Linked DNA regions of Mus musculus: region 2 is linked to region 1. Evidence: chromatin loops called from intact Hi-C (ENCODE). Cell type or tissue: heart. All regions are shown on one strand.

Region 1 (8,000 bases):
TAGCTGTCTGAAAACAGTCTGCTCCCGGCTTCTGTTTGATGAAGATAGAGAACTCTTGGCTCCTACAGCACCAGGCCTTCCTGGATGCTACCTTGCTTCCTGCCATGATGATAAGGGACTGAATCTCTGAACTTGTAAGTCAGCCTCAATTAAATATTGTCCTTATAAGAGTTGCTTTGGTCATGGTGTCTCTTCACAGCAATGTAACCCTAGCTAAGGCATAGCATTTTGCTATATAGCCCAGACTGTCCTAGAACTCACTAGGTAGCCCAAGCTGGCCTGGAACCTGTGGTAATCCTCTCACCCAAGTCTACCAAATTGTAGGAATTATGGTGTGAGCCATCATGATGGGCAGATCGGGGCCTTTATGAAAGAGCCCCTGAAACCCGGGATGGTGGTGCACGCCTGCAATGGAAGAACTTGGGAAGATGAAGGCAGGCGGATCAGGGTCACAGGGAAGGAGCATCCATGAACTAGAAAGTGTTCCCACTGCACACACAGCAAACATGCTGGTCCCCTGATCTTGGGCTCCCTAGATCCCCAGATGGTAAGACATATATCCCAGTGCTTAGCACATTTGATCAGTGCCCACATGGGCAGGGCACTCCTCTTGTTTTCCTATGGACGCCCCTTGCCCTCTTTCCATCTGATTCTTCTCCACCCTTTCTTGACAAGGCTCTCATTGGTGCAGACCAAGGCTCTCATTGGTGCAGACCAAGGCTTCTTATTGGTGCAGACTGCCCCCTGACACCATCCATGTATTCTTGGGCTCATCTCTTCTGTACTCTCACCACCGTTGCCCCCCACCCCCACGAAGGCTTTCTTCCAAGGCAGCCTTGTCAGGGCTTAAGGTCCCCACCCCGCCATCTGTCTGCAAAGCAGTAGATGCTAAGCTCTAACACAGCTTCAGGGCCTCTGCCCTCTCCCTGGTCCTCCTTCTCCCTCCTCCCCCCCTCCCAGAAGAGGACATGGTTTCCTCTGGTCTCCTCGTTGATCCCATCCGGTCCTGAGCTGAAATCCCAGCCTTTGCACCTCTGAGATGCTTGTGTTGGGATGAAGGATCCAACTGCACGGAACTCATGCGCAGACCCGCTCTTGATGGCTATTTGGCTATTTCCCTTGGAAATGATAAGCCCGAAGTCACCTCTGCTCTCCTCTGTCACCCCCACCCCCACCCCACATCAGGAAACATGTTAAATCAGCCTCAAAATTTAATCTCAAAGCTGAATGTCATGGAGGGTCTGTATGATCTTATCATTTCAGAGGCTGAGGGAGAAGGGCTGAAAGTTGAAGACCAACCTGGACCAGTGAAGACACAGTGAGATCCTGTCTCAAATAAATAAATAAATATTAAAAAGACAAAGAAAACCGTTCTTGGATGTGCTGTCTCTGTCTCTTACCATCTCCATTGCTAACCCTCTGTCTAAACATCGGCCTTCTCTGCCATGTGTTTGGGAATCTGGTCACATGACCTTGCAGCAGCAAGCCCCAAGTGTCAAAGGTGAGGCATTAGGACCAAGGGTCTTGAGGGGTGAGCTCATCCCCTCAAGTCTCCCAAGGTATGGCCACCACAGTACTCAGCCAGGCTTGTTCTCGAAACACCCAAAGAACGTACTTTCACAGAAAGGCTGTGAAGGAAGGTTCTGGAAGGGAGGTCAGAGCAGCCTGAGAGAAACAGCACCACCTCCATTGGTGAGAAGATGGGTCAGGGGTTGTTGCCCTGTGGTGGGGAGAGAGCTGAGGCTGAAGAGAATCAAACTGTGAAGAATGAGGACTCCAGTGGGATCGGTCAGGTAAGGGTCTCTGTGACTGAGGAGACCACGGGCTTGATTCCAGGCCACAAAAGCCCCTCACCTGGGACTGGAGAAATGGTTCAGTGGTTAAGAGCACTTGCTGTTCTTGCAAAGAACCAGTTTGGTTCCCGCTACTCACCCCTGTCTGTACTCCAGTTCCAGGGTATCTAGCGCCCTCTTTTGGCCTCCTCGGGCCCTGCATGGGACATGGACAACAGGAGGTACCATGTTTGGTTGTTGGTCTTAATGACTTTGCAAAGCTGTTGTGTCTCCAAGAAGAAAACAAACACTTATGCAGGTCTCTCTCTCTCTCACTTTCTTTTTCTTTTTTCCTTCCTTCCTGCCTTCCTGCCTTCCTGCCTTCCTCCCTTCCTCCCTCCCTCTCTCTCTCCCTTCCTTCCTTCCTTCCTTCCTTCCTTCCTTCCTTCCTTCCTTCCTTCCTCTCTCCTTCCCTTCCTCCCTCCCTCCCTTCTTTCCTTCCTTTCTTCCTTCCTCCTGCTCTTTCTAAAAATGCACTTTAGTGGCATCTAAACGTGGGCAGAGTGGATGTACTGAGATTGGGGTACCGAGGAAGAGTGAGGTGTTAGACTGTCCTTTCCTTGAAAACAGAGAAATATGGGCTCTGCTGGACAGCTGTACGGAGGCCCTGGCAGAGAGGCCAGCATATGGGCCAGGTTGCTGGGCACCACTCTCAGTTCTTGGCAAGGTCTGAAGGTGGCAGCCATAGGTGTTGCCAGCTGAGCTCCTGGGCCTCCTTGAAGCTGTTGGTGAAACAGGCACAGGTCACCTTCCCAGGCTGCTGGAAGAGCATGAAGCCAAAGCCACACAGGCAGGCCTGAAGTCTGTTGTTGCTGTCTTCCTAAACTGCCCTTTGACCTGGTTGCATCAAACTGGGCACCTTGGTTAAGGCCCAGCAGAACTTCTACTCTCCCTGCCCTGGGCAGGCCTGGGGCACAGCAGATCCCCTCTTGTTTACAGGCAACGTGCCAATGGAGAACAGCATTGGATTATTTATGTTGGCCAGCCCCTAAGGTGAGGCCGCCTGCCATAGTTGACTTTCTATTGCTCTGATAAACATCATGACCAAATCAACCTGGGGAGGAAAGGGTTTATTTCAATCCTTCATAAACGGAAATCAAGGGCTGGTGAGATGGCTCAGCAGTTAAGAGCACTGACTGTTCTTCTGAAGGTCCTGAGTTCAAATTCCAGCAACCACATGATGGCTCACAACCATCAGTACAGCTAAAGTATACTGATATACATAAAATAAATAAAATAAATATTTAAAAAAATTAAAGCTACCAACAGTTCAATAAAGGGAAGTCAAGGCAGGAACCTGGAGGCAGGAGCTGATGCAGAGGTCGTGGAGTGTGCTGCTTCCTGGCTGGCTCCTCATGGCTTACTCAGTCTGCTTTCTTCTCATTGCTTTTTCTTTGTTTTGTTTTGATAGAGAGTCTCTCTGTGTAGCCCTGTCTGTCTTAGAGCTCACTCTGTAGAACAGGCTGGCCTTGAACTCAGAAATCCACCTGCCTCTGCCTCCCAAGAGCTGGGACTGAAGGCGGATGGCACTGCTCACAGTGGGCGGGGTCCTTCCACACCAATCCCTAATCATGAAAATGTCACCCAGGCTTGCCCACAGGCTCTCCCCAGATGACTCCAGCTTGTGTCAAGTTGACAAAAGCCAACTGCAAAGTTTCCTGTTTGGTTTTTTGAGACAGGGTCTTACTGTAGCCTAGGCTGCTTTTGCGTTTAAAGTGGTCCCCTTTTGTCAGCCTCCCCGAGTGCTGCATAGGCTTCCGTGTTCTCCCCCACCCTCGCCATCCCCTCTCCCCAGCTTCTCTCATTTCTTTTGTTGTGTATAGGACAGAGGGCAACCTCAGATATAGTCTCTCTGGAGTCACCCACTTCTGTTATGAGACACAGTCTTCCTCCAGGGACCTGGGGCTCATCAGTTAAGCAAGGCTGGTCAGCAAGCCCCAGGGATCTGCCTGCGTTTCTAAGCAAGGGTCACCACAGCCCTTTTTTGTTTGTTTGTTTGTTTGTTTTTGTTTTTTCTGCATCTTCTGCTTTTTATTGCATTGTGTTGAGATTCCTGTGCTTGAGGAAAGCTCTTGGAGTCTGCATCATCTCAGGTCCCAGTAAGGCTGCCTCCCTTATGGTGTAATGTGGAGCCAGGAAGCTGGCGGGCTAGAGATGGATGCTTTCTTGGATGAAGTTCCTGGATAGTGCCAGCAGGGGTCGCTGTGGAGCTGTACTGGGGGCCTCTTTGTCAGGGAAGAGGTGGCAGTCTCCTTGTGATGCTCCCCGCTCGCTCGATGCCCACACCCCCCGTGGCTCTCAGCTTGATCTCGCCAGGGGGAGCTGACCCAGTTGCTCTGCCTCTCACTAAGAAGGCTGACTACTTGTAGAACACAGGACAAAAGCCCAGGCATCGTCCCTGCACAGGCCTAAAACCAGGAGTCGCCTGCACCCCCCCCCCCCTATTCCTTCAGCATCCCCGGTCCGTGGGGGGTGATGGTGCACGTCCTCTCTAGAAGGTAGGGATCAGGGAGAGTTCTCAATAGCAGGTTCCAGGATAGCTCCAGATTTCCACCCACGCCATTCTCAAGACTTGTGTGGGGAGGCCTTTTCGGAGATGACGCTCTATCTTGACCTGCTGACACTCCACCAACCAGCTCTGGCTGGACCTCAGGGATCAGGAGGCTCAGAGGCTCCCGGCCTTTTCTTGTTGCCATGGTACACCCCCCACCCTTCTCCATCTCCTCCCAGTGTCTCTCACGGGATTCCTGCTCAGCGGCTCAGTTTGTCCTCGGCTCTCCTGGTTCTCAGAGTCTGGCCAGCCCGCCCCGTTCCGAACACCTTTCTTGCACCCCGCCCCCATGCTCCTCCCACTGTCTTGCAAGGCCGACTTTTGCTTAAAGGAATTAACATTGTGTCTTGCTTTGTAGTCCTTCTTCCTCGGCCTCTCCAGTGTTGGGAGCATCACCACACCGGGCTTCCTATTTTCAAATGGAAGCTCTGAAAGATTTGCTCTCTTGCCCAGAGTCACACAGCAGCGCCGCCGACTGAGTGTGAACTCGGAGGCCACCAGTCTGGCATGCTCTCTCTCTGGAAAGGCCTGGCCTGCGCTGCCCTCTCAGCACCCTGCATCCTCCTCCGGTTCCCGGCTCACTCTTGGCCCGTGTGTTTGTGTTGCTTTCTAAGACTGCTATTTATTTATTCTTTGGATTTCCAGCGAGTTCTCTGCTGTGCCAGGCGCCCAGGAGATGAAGAGAGGAGCGGCCTACATTCAAGTGCAGGAACTGGGAGACAAGACTTTTCCCCTTGTTAGCTGAGTCCTCTCAGACAGCCTGAAGCCCTCCCAAGGGGCAGAAGCGGTTTCCGGTTCTCCTGTACCCCTCCCTATGGTGACCTCCTTGGTTTCTCCTCAGAGACTTGATGCTGCTGTTGTGACCATTGCTATGGGGGGATGGACAGGCCTTGCTCAGCGGGGCTTGGGAAGAGTTTCTGGGCTGAGAGCTTAGGGTTGAAGGTTAATTCCAGCAGGGCTCCTTTTCTGCTGTACCCAAGGGCTGATCCCGGAAGCATCGGGGCCTATTCAGCATCTCGAGTGAAATGTCTGTGCGCAGGCCTAGAAGGTTGAGGTTTAATTTTTGGCTATGTCACTAGTGTACACGACCAGGGCCCGTCTGCATGGACAGCTGGACAGTACTCCCACCCCACCCCTTTTTGAGGCAGGGGCTTATCATGTAGCCCAGGCTGTCCTCTGACTTGTAATCCTCCATTCCCCGTCTGGTGGGTGCTCAGATGACACATGTGTGCTACCAAGCCCAGCTCTGACAACACTCCCTTTATCCCACACTGACCCTGTCCTTGCCAGATTTCCTGGACAAAATCCAAAAGGCACTGATTTATTTATTTATCTATTTATTTATTTATTTATTTCTGGAGATTAAACCTAGGGCCTGGGTATGGCCAGGCCAATGTTCTTGCCCTGAGCTGGACCCTCAGCTTTCTTTATTTTTTATTTTGAGATAAGGACTTACTAAGTGGCTCAGGCTGGCTTTAAACTTGTGACTTACCCCCACCCCCACCCCCACCCCGCCTCAACCTCCCAAGAAAGCTCTAAACCAGATAGTCCTAGCTTCTCTGAAGTTTTAGTAAGACAGACCCATCCCTTGCTCCTATAAAATCCAACTTCTGCCCTTTTTTTCTTAGCCTCTGAGCAATCGACAGTCCAACTCAGAGTGCCCCACCCAGGAGCAGCTAGAGCCAGCACAAGGGAAGGGGTTCCCTCAATGGAACTGTTTTCAATGAAACCACCCTTAGCTAGAACTGCTGAGGGGAGAGAGGGGTGACGGCAGGTCCAGGAGGAAAAGATCAAGCAGAGGCCAGAGACAGGAAGAACAGACCTGGTTTAATGACACAGCTGGATCTGGTTACAAACATCAGAAACTACAAAAGACAGGCAGTTACAGGAAGGCTGTGCGAGGGTGGGACCAGAGGGGACGCAGGCACGGTAGCCACAGCAGTAAGACATCTTCCAGGACAGTACACGTGACCAAGGGGTACACACGGGGTTCCCAGCAATGTTAAGGAGACTATGTGGAGAGGGTGAGCAGGTGGCCCCAGAGGAGGGCAGGAGAGAGAGGCCCTGGTCTGCTGAGGGGTGTGAGGACAGCCCCCGTCCTGTGGCCTGGCTGCTGTCTGAAGTGAGCAGGTGAGGCTGACATTCTAGGGCTCCACACTGAGGCTGCCCCTCACCCCCACCCCCATATACCGGACACATACACTGGCCAACATCCCATTGGGATCTCCTGAACTCTTGGTGTGTGCCCTGATCCTTGCCCTTTCCAGGACAAGCCAGTCAGGCAAACCCTTGGGGAGGGGAGGGGAGGGGAGGAGAGGAGAGGGGAGCCAGATCTTTATGTTTTTTTTTTTTCTTCCGTTTGACCCGAGGTCTTCCTGTGTAGCCCCAGCTAGCCTGAAACTCACCACCGTGGAGACCAGGTAGATGACCACCTGACCTCAGACGCAACGATTGTCCTTCCTCCGCCTCCCAAGCTCTGGGATTCTCTTGTTTTGTGGGGGTAGGGCAGGAATGCAGGGCACTGAGCTGTAGGAGCAAGCTGACTCACCCCAACTCTCCCACCTGGCCCCTCCTCTTGTGCTGTTGCCAGCTTTCACCCTGCTCCCGGTAGAGCTGCCCAGAAAGATGGCCAGGACTCTTCTGGCCTCCCACGGCTGGGCAAGACCTAGGCTTCTGGGCCTGCAGGCGCACTCGATAGATATGTACGTGTGTGTTATATATATTTATATATAGATAGTATATAGAATATATCTGTGTATATGGTAGATGTGTGTGCGTGATGCTCTAGAGATGGCGAGGAGAACCTGCATGCTGGCGGGCAGAGTGAAGCAGGGATAGTTCCTTTCTGAAGTGACTCACGGGCTTGTCCTCGCTTCCCACCGGCCACTTTGCCAGGTCCCTCTCTAACAGTCAGTAGAAAAAGCTAAGAAGAGTGTGCCCCTGCTGTGAGGCAGAGGGATTCCCCTCTGCTAGATTCAGCATCCAGGGATCCAGCCCCACCTCCCAGTAGCCTGGGGGGACCACAGCCATGATGAAGGCCTCCTTTCGGGAAGTCGAGTCAGGGGTTCCTCCAGCTTCCTTGGCACCCAGAAATGGAAGGTCAATGCGTGTCTTCAGAAGTCGGCCTTCTGCCCAAAGTGCTGCCAGGGAGGGGGGAGCTGGGAGGGGTCTTACGGCCCTGAAGAGGGCAGAGTGGCTGGTGGGCTGTGGATGAGACAGGAGATGAAGGTAACAGGTTACAGGGGTCAGTGGGGAAAGGTGGATGATGGGACACCTGAGGTACCGGGAGAGGTGACTTGGGGGTCTTGGGATGGGACCCTTTCTGCTGAGAGACCCAACACCGCTGCACAACCCCCCATTACCTCCAACCTCACTGTGCTACCTCAAGCCAGTTGGGTGGCCCACAAGGGGCCTGGATCTGTCCCTCTAAAATGCGACCGGCGTCGTATATGCTTGCCCACTGAGGACAGAAGCGATTCACACACTCTACGATGTCACACACTCTACGATGTCACAGGGAGAGCCAGCCTGAACTTGTTTTCCGTTCATCTGGAAATAGGCTGTGCTGCTTGGCGCAGCAGAGCGAGTGCTCCCTGGCTTCTGTGTGGTAATGTCTT
Region 2 (8,000 bases), 52 kb after region 1:
CTGTGATGCCACAGGGCAGAGGGAGGGAGCGGAGGAAGCCTGTTCAGAGGACGGTGGCCAGATGCGCCTCTCCTTTATTACCCCAGCGGCATCTGGGAGGCAGGGGTCACGGGAGGACTTTGGACCTGCAGGTTTGCCTGGGAAACAAAGGTCTCCTGTGCGTCTTGAGCTGGCTGAGCCAGTGTGGCGCTTGTGACCTGCGCTTCCCTTCCGTTGTTTCCCAGGTCTCTAGTAAGATCTTGAAGGGACACGGGATGATCCTGCCCTGCTCCTCCCTGCCCCCTCGACTAGCCAGATGTCCACCCCTATAATCCTATAGCTCCGCCCTCCTCTAAGGAGCTGAGACCCTGTTCAGCCTGTGCTACTTGGAAGGAGCATGACAAACATCCACACTGGTCTGATAGATTCCCAGCTCGCCTCTCTGCCCTATCCCTACTCTGTAGTAACTGTCAGGCAACAGGCCTGTGACCCCCAAAGAGAAACTGCCAGACTTAGGACAAGAGTGACTGCCATGGGCTATTGATAGTGGGGACTCTCCTGAACCCTGATGTCCCTCACCCAAGGCCTAACGGTACTTTCCAACTTCCCTGGCTTTGGTGGTTTCATGGCCCTCTCTCAGGAATCCAAATTCTTCCTGCTACCTAGGGCTCCTTAAAGGGAGGTCGGCACCCATACGCCTCTATGAAGACTTTGCAGCCTTAGAAATAAGCACAAAAATTCATGTTTTCGGGCTGGTGAGATGGCTCAGTGGGTAAGAGCACCCGACTGCTCTTCCGAAGGTCCAGAGTTCAAATCCCAGCAACCACATGGTGGCTCACAACCATCTATAATGAGATCTGGCGCCCTCTTCTGGAGTGTCTGAAGACAGCTACAGTGTACTTACATATAATAAATAAATAAATAAAAAAGAGTTTAAAAAAAAAAAAAGAACATCTCTAAAAAAAAAGTTAAAAAAAAAAAAACGCATGTTTTCATAAAGCTAAGGGTGCTCATTAGGTATGGCAGCACGCTGTAATTCTAGCACTCTAGAGGCAGAAGCTGGAGGATCACGAGTTCAAGGCCACCCTCTGCTACATAGCAGGTCTGAGGCCAGTTTGAGTTTTATGAGCTACGTACTGTCTCACAATGAAGAAACAAAGTAAACCCACATATATTTAACTTAATTTTTAAAATAAGCATAGAGTGTGTGTGTCTATGTGCGCTGTGTGTGAATGTGTTCATTCGTCTGCGTGACAGTGGTGGGGATGAGTGGGACCTAAGAGCGGGAGGAGGAGGGGAAAGAGTGATTAGATTACGTTATATTCAAGGATAGAATTGTCTTTCTTTTTTTTTATTTCCTGGTTTTTCAAGACTAGGTTTCTCTGTGTAGCGGTGGCTGTCCTGGAACTCACTCTGTACACCAGATTGGCCTGGAACTCAGAGATCCACCTGCCTCTGCCTTCTGGGTGCTGTGATTAAAGGCGTGCGCCACCACTGCCCTGGTGACATATGAAAACTTCAAAGAACAAATTTAATTTTAAAACATTGGCTACAAAAATTTTAAAAAGTTCCCAGATCGGAGAATTCTCTGTGAATAGATGGCTAGATCCCCCCTAAGATGCAGTGAGAGCCCCCTTGGACACTGCAGGCCCAGCCTCTCTCCTACCTGACTGTCACTTGGCCCTGATCACAAGGATGCTCATCTTCTGGCCATACTCAGAAAGCCACTTACCTTGCTGGACTACCTACCCTCCTCCTACAGCCAGGTTGAACCCTAACCTGCCCCTTCCTCCCTCACACCCAGGTTTTACTGTACTGTAGCAAACCCCAGCAAAAACAAGGAAAAGGACAGGCTTTCAGTTCCTAGCAGATGTTGTCAGGGGTTGTTGTCTTAGTTTTAGTACTGGGTACCAAACCCCAAGACTTCATCCATGGAAGGCAAACACTCTACCAACTGAACTATATCCCCAGCCCTCAAATCAGATTTTGAAAGGAAGAAAGTTCTCCTGAGAAGGAAAAAGGTTTTGCCAGATGCACTAGGGAGACACCTTGGGGCTTTTACCCCTTTCACAAAGAACTACAGTCAACTTCAGAACACTGAGAGCGGCAGAGGCAGTCTTCCACAGGAGAGGGCACGCCAGCTGGCTATCCAATACCAAGTGGTCAGCCCTGAAAGCATATGTACAAACTACATTATACAGACTGAGCAGGCTATATTTAGGAATATATATGTATATATATATATATATATATATACACACACATATATATACACACATACATACATATATGTGTGTGTATGTATATGTGTATATATTATGTATTCACATATACATATATGCATTATATATGTGTGTATATACATATATGTACATATATACATATGCATGTAACAACAATTAAAAATTTAAAAGGGGGCCAGCAATTTGAAACATCAAGGAGGAGTATATAGGAGACTTCAGAGGGAGGAAAAGAAAAGGGGCTACCAAGTACTTATGACCTCAAAAATAAAAGAAATAATAGCGATATTGTTTAAAAAGGAAAAGCTCTGATGAGGTGTGATCCAACTGTAACCGACCTCCCGTGTGAAGTCATGTTAGGCCCTTTCTAGGATGTTGCCAGCCTCAGCGCTGCCAGCTAAGGGGACCAGACTCAGTGGTTTGTTATTTTGCGACTGATGTGTGTCCTTCAGCCAGACACTAGATACCCACTTGTTCTCATCCCATCAAGGCTTGCTCAGGAGTGTGCAGAAGCTGCGTGCTGCGCTGTGCGTTTTTCCGGACCCCCTCGCCCAAGCCCAGATTCTAGGTATGGCTTAGGTCACCTCCCCGAAATAAAGCTAAACCCTCTCGAGGCTCCTTCAGTGAGCCAGGTGGAGGCTCAAAACAAGTTCTGTGTGTTTCCAGACGGAGTTTGCATTTCCCCAGGGCCATGCCCAGATGGAGCTTATCAAGCTAACTACTCAAACAAATAATAGATCCAGGTAAAAGGGAGCCAGGTGCAGGTAGGCCTGAGCTCAGAGTCCAGAGTGAGGAGTGAGCCAAGCAGTAGGAGACTGGCCACCTGAAGAGAAGGACAAAGTTGAAAAACAGGGGACTTGAGTCCCCACCCTAAAAGTGGATCCAGGAAGAAAGTGGCAACAGGGAGCTTCCCAATTAGGCCTGGACGGAATTCACCAAAAACGCCAGGGTCGCCAGCGTGCTCCGGACCGAGCAAAGGCCCCAGGGTCCGGGAGGCAGCCTGAGATTAAGGCGGCAAAAGGCGCGTCGCCGCTTCGAGTCGCTCCAGGGTGTCCGCGGGCGTCCGGAGAGCTGGGAGCGCACGCCCTCCCCGCGCCCTGGGCGCAGCGCCCCGCAGCGCTTACCTGGCGGGAACCTGGGTCTCAGGGGACTGCTGCCCCGCCGAGGAGTACAGCATGAGGAGGATCCCAGAGCTGGTGGCAACGAGCAACAACATCCGAAAGAGCCAGCGGCGCGGGAGGTCCATGTGAGCCTGGCCGGGGTGCGCCCCGTCTGCCGCCCTGCTCACCGAGCCCCCGGCCGGAGAGGACCGTCCCAGTGGGACCCGCGGAGGCGGCGGCCCTGCTCTGCCCCGCCCTGCCCAGGGCGGGCTGCCGCGCGCCTCCGGGTCCTGCAGCTCCCCCCTGTGTCCTCGCCAGGCCTTAGGTCGCAGCAACTCCAGAGACTGAGCGTCTCTAAGGCCGTCGTGCAGCTGCGGATGGCTGGAGCCGCGAGCGCTGTTCCAGGGCTGTCCCCGGGGGACTTCGATGGCGGCTACCCCTGAGGCTGCTCTCCAACGAGAGCCACACCCCGGATGTACCTATTCCAGAGTCGGGCAGGGATGTACGGTTCTCACCGTCCAGGGCAAGCATGTGCAGTGAAGGGTGGGAAGGGCACGAGGAGACAAGGCTGTCTGCTGCCCTGATTGAGCACTGTGCGCTTAGGGATGTCCACCCCAGGTTTCTGGACCAGAAGCCGGTGGCTGGCAGCTGTGAAACAATCTGGCCGGCTCCCTCACAAGGACCGAGGACTTGATGGGTTAAGGCTCTTGTACCTTATGTACTTGCAGAAGAGTATATTCAAATAATGGAAGGAAACCCCTTAGCTTGGATTTGGGGTTAAAGGTGGAGGGTTCAGGTAGGGAGCCGCCGGCCGTGGGGTGCACTAAGGGGCTTAGGTTGTCATCTGTTTATTTGGTGACTACCCATTGAGATGGAGGACGTCACGCAGGGAGCCCGCGGTGATGGTTGTTACCTCTCTGTTTGGCAACACGCAGAAAAGCCAGGCCTCTCCATGCGCTGCTCAGACTTGGCCTGAGAGGCGGAGAGACTGGGAGAGGTGGAGCATCAACATCGCCCGGGGCTGGGGAAACTGGCCTGCTCTTTGGAAGCAGAGCCCTTTCTGTCTGTGAGCCATCGGTGGTGTGTTCTTCAGTATAGTCTGGGAGAGTGGACCTCGGCTCCCCAAGCTTTAATCTGGTCTGATAGCTGAGAAAATTGGGGTTCACGAATTGGTATCTGCCCAGTGTCAGACCCTGGGTCTGTGGATAAGAGCAGCTTCTTCAGTCTGCGACCCAGTCTTGTGTGGGCCAGGACGGAGTCCCTGGAGTGTAGCCAATCAAATCAATCCTGCCCTTTGTTCCCGAGCTGAAAGTGTCGTGGTGCTAATGGCCACAGCTAAGAATTTGTGCTTTCACGTTTTGTTTTATTCTCCATGTCCATACACTTGTTGATGTGCAGGCACACGTAATTTGTAGAAGATCTCGTTCTCTCCTTCTACCAAGTTTGTCCCAGGAATTGAACTCGGGACCTTGGGCTTTATCTGCTGAGCCATTTTGATGGCCCCTGATTTCCAGTTTTTCCTTTCAATCTTTGCGCTCTTCCTTTGTCAAAATTGCTGTTACTTAACCCTGTACAGTTTCTTCCCTTCCTGGGGATGCTCGCTCTCTCCTCCTCCGTGGGAGTTGCCCCCCATCCATGTTAATGATGTAGGTCTATGTTTTTTTTTTTTTTACAGTGTCCCATAGCAACACTTCCTGGACCAAAGCATCCTCACTCCTCCCATCCAGTCTGTCCTGACACCTCAGGTTTCTCAGGAGCTTATGCTCTCCAGGTCATAATTTGTGCTGCTGTCTCAGCAGCAGCACAAATCCACTTGCGGGCTTGGCTTTCCACCCAACCAAAGTTCTACACAGATTCATGCTTGGATCTGCGCTGCAGCACTCCCTGCCCCCACGTGCCCACTCATTTCAAAACAGAACCGAACCACCAGAAACCCAGCTCCGCTCACTTCTCGCCAGCCATTGCCCAAGTCTTGGTTGGCTTCCGCTCCGGTTCTGCTTCCTAGTGACTCTGGAACATCCTGCCAAGTTCTCTCTTGTCTCTGCCATTCTTTCAACAGGAGTGAGCATCGGGCTGGGGATTTAGCTCAGTTGGTAGCATGCATCCCTCGAACTCATAAAGCTCTATGTCAACCCCCAGTACCACAGTTATGGTAGCATACATCTGTACAGGGAAAGGCAAGAGGATTAGAAGTTCAAGGACATCCTTGCCTACTTAAGAGTATTCAAGGCCAGCCTGGGATACGTGAGACTCCACCCAGTGGTTACTGTTAACTGTTAATGGGATCAGTCTGGAGCAGAGCTTGCCTAGATCCAGGTTGGCTTTTTTTTCCTTTTTCTTTTCTTTCTTTTTTTGAGGCAAGGGCTACACAGGTAGCCCTGGCTTGCCTGGTACTTGCTCTGTAGCCCGGCCTGACCTTGACTTGGTCCACATGAGTTAATGTCTCAGATTAGCTGCTTCGGGTTCCTTGGCTCCCTTCAGTCCTGTACTGCAACCTGGATTGGAAGCCAGGTTTTTTCCTTGGTCTTATTCAGGGTACTTTATCCTAGCAAAGACATGACACTAAGACACCCTGTGTCAAACAGCAATCAAATAAAGACCACAAAGCCCGGGTACAGTGGCACACACCTTTAATCTCAGTGCTGGAAGGCAGAGACCTGCAGATCTCTGAGAGCTAGAGGCCAGTCTGGTCTACATAGTGAGTTCCAAGACAGCCAGGGCTACATAGTGAGACCCTGTCTCAGAAACGAAAGCGCAAACCTGTTTTAACTTGCATGCCCCTCACTACTGAGATGTTTCCCTCTGGTCAGGTGACAGGTTAGCCAGGCACAGGTTCAAGACTCAGGTCAAGAAGACAAGACTCCTGGATGAGAGTGTCATTTACAAAATAGGCAGCATTGGCCTCCTCATGCTGGGTCTCTGAGCCTGCAAGCCCAACGGGATAAGGCAGAGAGGCGAAGGAGCCTGCAAGCCCAACGGGATAAGGCAGAGAGGTGAAGGAGCCTGCAGCACAGACCAAGAACTCTGCACAGAGGGACGCGTGATACTGAATGACCTGCCAGCTGTGAGCACACGTGCATTTGCTGGACAGAGAGAGCCTTATTACCCTCCCCTCAACGGGCCAAAATGTGCCCCTGCTCCAGAGGAAGGCGCCATCTTCATCCTCCTAGGTTGTTTACTGACTAGGCAACTTTGGAACAAAAGGGCGGATGTGTCTGTCCTCAGAGGTGTGACTAATGGTTAAGAACTGTCTTCCCACTGGTTCCTGCTCACACCTGTGGCCTGAAATCCAGCTCTGAAATCCTCCAGGCTCTGAAATCCAGCCTCCTAACCCCACCCCGCCCCTGCTGTGTGTCCTCCAGAGACTCAGGTTTTGCTTTAGCAGCCACTCCCTCCACACAACCCCGGTGGAGTCCTGACCCCAGTTCATAAAGTGCAGGGCCACTGAGCCGGCTCAGTGGGTAAAGGTGTCGAGTCTCACGACCCTAGTTCAAATCCTGTGACGCACAGAGTGGAAGGAGAGAACCAACTCCCAGCCACCCCACAGTCTACGTCATGGCATTGTATAGATGTACACACATGTCCACATACACGAAATGTGATGATAACGACAACATCCTCAAGCGATGTCTCGTCCTCAGAAGCTAAAAGGCAGACAGCACACTGTTCGGCTGGCTCTTCTTAGCTTAGCGACCCTGTTTCTTCCCAGTCTGTTCCCTGTCCTCTTGTCTCTGAAGCTGTCTTCCGTGGCCGCAGTGTCACCGTGGCTGAGCCTCTGTTACCAGTGGATCCGGTGTTCTCTGGGTGTCATCCAGACACACCTGCCCGTGAATTCAACTCTGAGATCCTCACAATCTCTGCCTGGAATGCTCTCCTCTTTTGATGTTGCCAGACAGCGCTTTGTTGGCCATGGAGTCTGCCTGTCTCTATCTATGTCCCATCAGCTGCACATCTGCTTAGCTTCAAAGGGGCGCTCTGAAGACCTGCTGCTGCTGCTGCAATGGTTTCTGAGACAAGGTCTCTCTGTGTGGCCCTGGCTGTCCTGGAACTCACTCTGTGGACCATGCTGGCTTCAAACTCAAGAGATCTACCAGCCTTTGCCTCCTGGTACTGGGATTAAAGGTGTGCGCCCCACTGCACCTCTTAATTATCTTTTTATTTTATGTGTATGGATATTTCCTTGCCTCTATGTTATCTGTGGACCAAATGCATGCCTGGAGCCTGCAGAGGTCAGAAAAGAGTGTCGGATCCCCTGAGACTGGAGTTACGACTGGTGTGGGCTGCAGTGTGCTTTCAGAAAGTCAAACTCTGGTCCTCTGGGAAGGCAGCCAGTGCTTTTAGCCACTGAGCCATCTCTCCGGCCCCACCTGAGCTGCTTTAGGACTGACCCGGCTTTCCCACAAGCCCTTCTGCCTGCCTTTTATCTCAATGGCTGGCACTCTGTCCCCAGTCACTAGCCTCGAGGCATAATGCAAGCTTCTCTTTCCTTCACAACAAAGTTGAAGCATTGGAGTGGAGAGTTGAGGCTGATTTATCTCCCTGTAAGCAAAGAAATGATAGGCAGGCAGGTGTTACGGTTTAGGTTTTCCGTGTTTCTCTTTGTCTGTCTGTCTGTCTCTCTCTTTCTTTTTTTTTTTTTTTTTTTAGATTTTTATTTATTTTCTGTATAGGAGTACACTGT

The links. Hi-C counts contacts between places; a loop is a spot of excess contacts. Peaks named below come from ENCODE experiments on the same cell type or tissue, not always from the same donor. Only the 100,000 strongest peaks of a DNase experiment are listed, where the experiment ranks them.
Region 2: it touches region 1 in a loop (4-fold over the local background); 4 of 42 quality-filtered maps call a loop at or near these places.

Annotation. Positions count from the first base shown.
Region 1 is chr11:116,639,406-116,647,405 of GRCm38, forward strand. It overlaps Cygb (cytoglobin), which reads right to left. Exons shown (of 4, transcript NM_030206.4): 4 at 6,190-7,587. The coding sequence ends at 7,554. Among named protein-coding and RNA genes, the nearest start is that of Cygb, 11 kb to the right of the region's middle. In heart, CTCF peaks have their summits at 1,968 (motif pointing left) and 4,020 (motif pointing right); DNase peaks (open chromatin) are centred at 4,086, 4,556, 5,336, 6,506 and 5 weaker places; H3K4me3 peaks cover 1,019 bases; H3K27ac peaks cover 2,345 bases; H3K27me3 peaks cover 246 bases.
Region 2 is chr11:116,691,094-116,699,093 of GRCm38, forward strand. It overlaps St6galnac2 (ST6 (alpha-N-acetyl-neuraminyl-2,3-beta-galactosyl-1,3)-N-acetylgalactosaminide alpha-2,6-sialyltransferase 2), which reads right to left and starts at 3,567. Exons shown (of 9, transcript NM_009180.3): 1 at 3,344-3,567. The coding sequence starts at 3,465. In heart, CTCF peaks have their summits at 845 (motif pointing left) and 3,636 (motif pointing left); DNase peaks (open chromatin) are centred at 3,668 and 4,418; H3K4me3 peaks cover 1,455 bases; H3K27ac peaks cover 1,014 bases; H3K27me3 peaks cover 5,760 bases.